2 separate regions of the Homo sapiens genome follow, and region 1 is linked to region 2. The links are chromatin loops, found by intact Hi-C in ENCODE. Cell type or tissue: left lung. All regions are shown on one strand. Links, peaks and the distances in the headings refer to the core of each region. The heading gives the core; the rest is flanking DNA.

What was found. Hi-C counts contacts between places; a loop is a spot of excess contacts. Peaks named below come from ENCODE experiments on the same cell type or tissue, not always from the same donor. Only the 100,000 strongest peaks of a DNase experiment are listed, where the experiment ranks them.
Region 1: a loop joins it to region 2, with 2.5 times the contacts of the local background. A loop is called at or near these places in 75 of 110 quality-filtered maps.

What each region holds. Positions count from the first base shown.
Region 1 is chr2:210,253,781-210,256,705 of GRCh38, reverse strand. No RefSeq gene overlaps it. Among named protein-coding and RNA genes, the nearest start is that of ACADL, 30 kb to the right of the region's middle. In left lung, for the core only: no CTCF peak of the experiment used is centred there; no DNase peak of the experiment used is centred there; H3K4me3 peaks cover 478 bases; H3K27ac peaks cover 330 bases.
Region 2 is chr2:210,393,365-210,396,289 of GRCh38, reverse strand. The region is part of intron 1 of LANCL1-AS1 (LANCL1 antisense RNA 1); the gene reads right to left. Among named protein-coding and RNA genes, the nearest start is that of LANCL1-AS1, 70 kb to the right of the region's middle. In left lung, for the core only: no CTCF peak of the experiment used is centred there; no DNase peak of the experiment used is centred there.

The DNA.
Region 1 (2,925 bases), core at 325-2,824, 140 kb after region 2:
CAATATATCTTAGATTATACTTCATTCGAGCATTCTAATAAAATTATTACCAAAAATATGCTTCATAAGGAAAATAGAAATTATAAGTATTTCATCTCCAGTTAATGTAGTCATGATGGGCAGCAATATTCTTAAATTAGTTTATGGCAGAATAGACAACTGTTAATCTCTTAAAGGAAAATGCCCTGAATAGTTAAAGATAGAGAGAAGAAATAAAAGTGCACTCTCAATTTCTTAAGTTCATTTCATCTTACTTTAACTAAAATATAGCCTTTCCCTGAGAACTGTTTTCTCTGCAAGCAAAAATGTCTTGCTTCCTATTTTACTGAGAGAAGAAACTAGAAGAGCCGCCATAAGCTCTCTCCACCTCTCTACCCACCTACATGCATCTCTACCCATACGGTCTGCATTTCCTCCAGTTACTATGGAATAGCTGACTGTGACCACCCAGTTCACTTGTCCATCTTCTGCTTTCTCAAGAACATAACTTCTGGAATTCTGTCCCCCTCATCCCTCCAAGGAATTGTTACTTGTCCCTCTATTCAATCATTTCCATCAATATACATACTTGTAATATCACCCATGTTTTAAGAAACCTTAATTCCACTTTCCCCTCTATCTCTTACCCCTATTCTCTGCTCTCCCTTACAGTAACACTCCTTGAAAACATCTCTACTTATTGTCTTCAATTCCTCTTTTTGAATCTGCTAGGGTTTTATGCCCACCACTCCATCAAAACTGCTCTGATCAAAGCAATAATGTACTCCCATTTTTTAATTGAATTCTCAGACCTAAACTTAATTGACCTGTCAGTTGCATTTGACAAAATTGATCACTCCCTTCTCCTTGAAGTACTGTCTTCAGATCCCTATGCTTTCCTGGTTGTCCTCCTGTCTCCTGAAAGTTCTTTTGTTTTCCTAACTTCAACTATCTGGTTTTCTCTTCACTCACTTCCTAGGGGATCCCATTCAGTCTCATAACTTCAGGTACCATTTATATGCTGACAACTCTCAAATTAATTCTGTAGCCTAGCTATCTCCCTGAACTCCAGACTCATACAACAGAGTGTCTGGTCAACCTCTTCTTTTGGATGTTTCATAGTTATCTCAAGCATGAGATATCCAAAAATGAAATGCCAGTTTGCCCTTCCAAAGCCTCCTCTTCATATAGTTTTTCTCCTCTTAGTGAAAAACCTTGAAATAATTCCTGATTCATCAATTTCTCTCACTCCTCACTTCCAATCTATTAACAAATCCTTCAACTCTAGCTGCAGAATAGGTGCAAGTTTTGACCATTCTGCATCTTCCTCTACTACCAGCACTCTGGTTCTCAAGCTACCATAACTCAGTTGGATTATAGCAACAGCCTTTAGATTCATCTTCCTACTTCTATCATCATCTGTCTTACAGTCCATCCTCCACAACACAGCCACAATTATCCTTTTAAAATTAAATCAGATTATCTCACTCCCCTGATCAAAACCCTCAGTGCATTTTCTGCTCACTCAGGGTAAAAGCCAAAGACCTTATAATGTTCTACAAGGTCTTACATTATCTAGCTCTCACTACATCTCTCATTTCATCCATTATTCTCCCTCTTTTACATTCTCTTCTTGCTACTCTAGTCTCGCTGCTTCTTGAGCATGGTGAGTACACAAGGCCTTTAACCCTGTTATTTTCCTGCCTGGACAGCTCCTCCAAGTTACCCTCTTGGCTCCCTCCCTCACTTCCTGAATCTCTAGATGTAACTTATCATTGACCCTAACCAGCTATTCATCTCATTCTGCTTCATTTATATCTTTTTAGACTTTATCGCTTTCAGATATGCCATTATTTGTTTATTTAATATCTTCACCACTACTACCACCACCAGCAGAATGTAAGCTGCATAAGAGCAGAGTCTTTGTATACAGCACCTTGAACAGTTCCTCACACAAAGTAGGTACTCAATAAGAATTCTTGGAAAATATTTCTGATACAAAATATAGTTATACTAATTATCTTTAAAAATGAAAACAGATGTTTTGTTGTTCTTTTGAGTTAGGTTTTTAATGGAAAGAGTTTTAAATAGTTTCTTAATTTTGAGCATTTAAAACCTTTAAAATTACATTTATTGATATTCAAGGAAACTTATTTTGGTATTACCCTCAACCCAAATAGAACTAAAGATATTTACATCTCAGATTTTTAAAACAATATTTTTATGAAACAATTTCTGGCTCACAGAAAAATTGTTAAGTAGTACAAAGAACTTCCATGTATCTTTCACTAGATTCACAACCATTTTTATATGATACAAGACAAGTACAATGTTTCCACATTTGCTCTATTGTCCTCTCTCATGTTGTAGGGTCCCCAGTTCTCCCCCAACTGTCTTTCTGTATTCTGACCAAAAATCATGAAGTGCCTTGACCACTCTGTGACCCAGCCAGCTGCAGGCCTTTCCCAGCAGGCTTGAACCAAAACTGGGGCCTAAACATTCCCAGGTATCTAAGACATTGCCCAAAACACTGAAGCAAACTGTCCCTGCCCTGAGCCAAATTCCTTAAAATCTTAAACAAACTTCATACCCTGACCCCCTCACTGGCGACACACTTAGCAAGAACACCTCTTTTCTCTGTCATGAGGATTGCTGCAGCACTCTGTAAGTAACTTCCCCTAATAAATGCTTTGGCCTGATCACCCTGGCATTTACTGCTTCTTTCTTTGGAATCCGTACCAGCCCAAAACACACGCTTATACAAGGGAGTACGTTGCAGACATCATGCCCTCTTATTCCTGAATATTTCAATGTAATACTGATTTCTTAATGTCTACTAATTTCAAATGGGAATAAGTAATCTAAAATACCATTAGCTGACTAACATAAAATATAAGCCCACAATACAATTCTTTCTGATTGTGTTAAGAATAAAATAACACATAT
Region 2 (2,925 bases), core at 249-2,748:
CTGAAGCAGCATCATCAGCATCACGTGGAAACTTGCAGGAAGTACACATTCTCAGACTACATCCCAGACCTACTAGCATGGAAATCTGGCAGTGGACCCTAGCAAGCTATATTTTAATAGCCCTCCAGATGATTCTCTTACACAAAAAGTTTGAGAACCACCACTATTAATATGAGAGAACTATATCGCCAATGATAGGCTCAGAAAAACCATCAAAATGTAGAAAAACCATCCTCTTCTAGCTTTAGGAGTAAGCAATGAGGTTGGATCTGCAAATGGAATGATTATTTATGCATCCATGTGGAAGATGAGTTGAAGGAAAGAGAGAATGAAATCAGGAAGACCATCAGGAGGCTGTGACATGGGCCAGGGAAGGACCAAAACCAGTGAAGTGGCAGTGAAGATGAGCAGAGGGGACAGACTTGTGAGAGGATTCACAGATGCAGCCAGTTAGACATGGGAAATAAGGGAAGAGAAATGTCAGAAATAACTTCTTTCTTGAGCAATGTCCTTGAAAAGCTTGCTTGAATGTCCTGGAGGCTTATGCCTGGCCTTTGATAATGTGGCCAGAACTCATATTCAAGGTTCCTTTACAATTTCAGTTTAGAAAAAGTATACACAGACCCGCTCCTAGTGAATGATAATGCATATATTTATTAGTTTCAGGAAATAAACCATTGAAGGCCCAGAACTTTAGGAAAAAAGAGAAGAACACACCAATCACGAAGACCTAATATCAGGCTTCCTGGAAAACTGATTGATTCCAGAGCTGGGGAAGGGAAAATATAAGATGAGCTTAGAACACTTTTGGTGCCACAAAGTAAAGAAATGCTCAAAAAAAGGATGAAGGCATGTTGAAATGATAACAGGAGCCAGCCTAAAGTAGCTTTGAAAGACCGAAGTTGAAACAATTTAGCAAGAAAATAAGTAATGATATTGGATTATGAGCTAGGAGTACAACATCATTTCTGTAGTATTTGTGCCAAAAATGCATAGCCTCGATCTATTCATAAGAAAACATAAGACAACAGAAATTGATAAATATTCTACAAAATACTTAAGCAGGATTTTTTTTTTTTTTTTTTTTTAAGACAGCGTGCAATGGCGCCATCTCGGCTCATTGCTAGGTTGGGACTGAGGTTAGAGGAACATTCCTTCATTCCTTCAGGGCTGGAGAATCTCCTCCAGGCAGGTATGTGTTCAGAACACTCGAGGCCTGAAGACTTTTGCATTGACTGCAGTGTGTCACCATTTCACAGCAACTCCAGGCTGAAACCAAATCCACTATTAGTTCATCCTCCACCAATCTGGAGGCAAGTAGCTGGGATTACAGGTGCCCGCCACCACACCCAGCTAATTTTTGTATTTTTAGTAGAGACGGGGTTTTGCCATGTTGGCTGGGCTGGTCTCGAACTCTTGATCTCAGGTGATCTGCCTGCCTCAGCCTACCAAAGTGCTGGGATTACAGGTGTGAGCCACTGTGCCCAGCCTGCAGGACTCTTTAAAAGTGTCATGGTCGGCTGGGCGTGGTGGCTCATGCCTGTAATCCCAGGTGGGCTGATCATGAGGTCAGTATATCGAGATCATCCTGGCTAACACGATGAAACCCTGTCTCTACTAAAAATACAAAAAAAAATCCGGGCGTGGTGGCACATGCCAGTAGTCCCAGCTACTCGGGAGGCTGAGACAGGGGAATCGCTTGAACCCGGGAGGCGGAGATTGCAGTGAGCCGAGACTGCACCACTGCAGTGGATGACAGAGCGAGACTCTGTCTCAAAGAAAATAAAAGTGTCAAGGTCATGAAAGTTGAGGGGAGATTGAGGGACTTACAAATAGGAAGAGACTGAGGAGACATGACTACTGAATGCAGTGTGGGATCCTGATTTGGATCCTGAAACAGAAATGGATTCATGGTGAAAATTTGGTTAAAAACCTGGTAAGATTTGAATAAAGTCTGTAATTTAGTTAATGGTATTCTAAGAATGCTTATTTCCTGGTATCAACAAATGTACATTGTAAGGTGTTAACATAAGGGGAAGGTGAGTGAAGTATGGGCACTTTACGTAACATTTTTGCAACTTTTCTGTAGGTCTAAGTTTAATTCACAATAAAATTTTAAATAAAAAAAGTGTTTCCATTTGAATCCTTTTGCTAGTAGAACTGTTTCACGTGGATAAACAATACCAAGTAGCTATTTTCTTGTAGGTCTAATGGCTGTAAGTCACTGTAATTTACTTGGGTATGCAAACCATGTCTTATATGTCTTGAATCCCTAAAGAATTTAGTCAGAGGCAGATTTATGTGAAGCTTCATAAACCTTAACTTTCAGGGCTGTTCACTTGCACAGGCCCCACTTAGTGTGGCACATTGCTGGAAGCTACAGAATATTCTGTCTAGGTAAGGAGGGGAAGCCAGGTTTCAATCAAAAGCATTTCTATGTAAACAATTCAGATAAATTACTTAAAGGGAGCTCAGAAAAAAAAGAGACTTGAATCTCTAAGACTCTGGTAACTTGCTGTGATTTCTTTTCTCATTCTAGAAATATTCACTCTTAAATATTCACTTCATACCTAATTTTTTATATAGATAGATAGATATAGGTATAGTAAAGAGGGCCCTCTGAATCAAGAGATTCTGGCCCAACAAACCTGGATAAGCTTCTAAGCTTCTGTACCTAGCATAGGTGTTCCATAAACATTTCAATTAAGTTACTTGAAAAATCATCTACACATCTGTAAAATGGAGTTCATAATATTGGCCAGTCACTAAACAGCAGAATTGGAAGTGCTAATTTTGGGAATTTTTTATAATAATTATCTATACATCATTTTCAACTTTTAAAGGTATTTTTACACTTATACTCATAGCATGTTAGTATTTTCAAGATCCTTAGAGATCTTCCAGACGTTTTCTGTGTGCAAATGA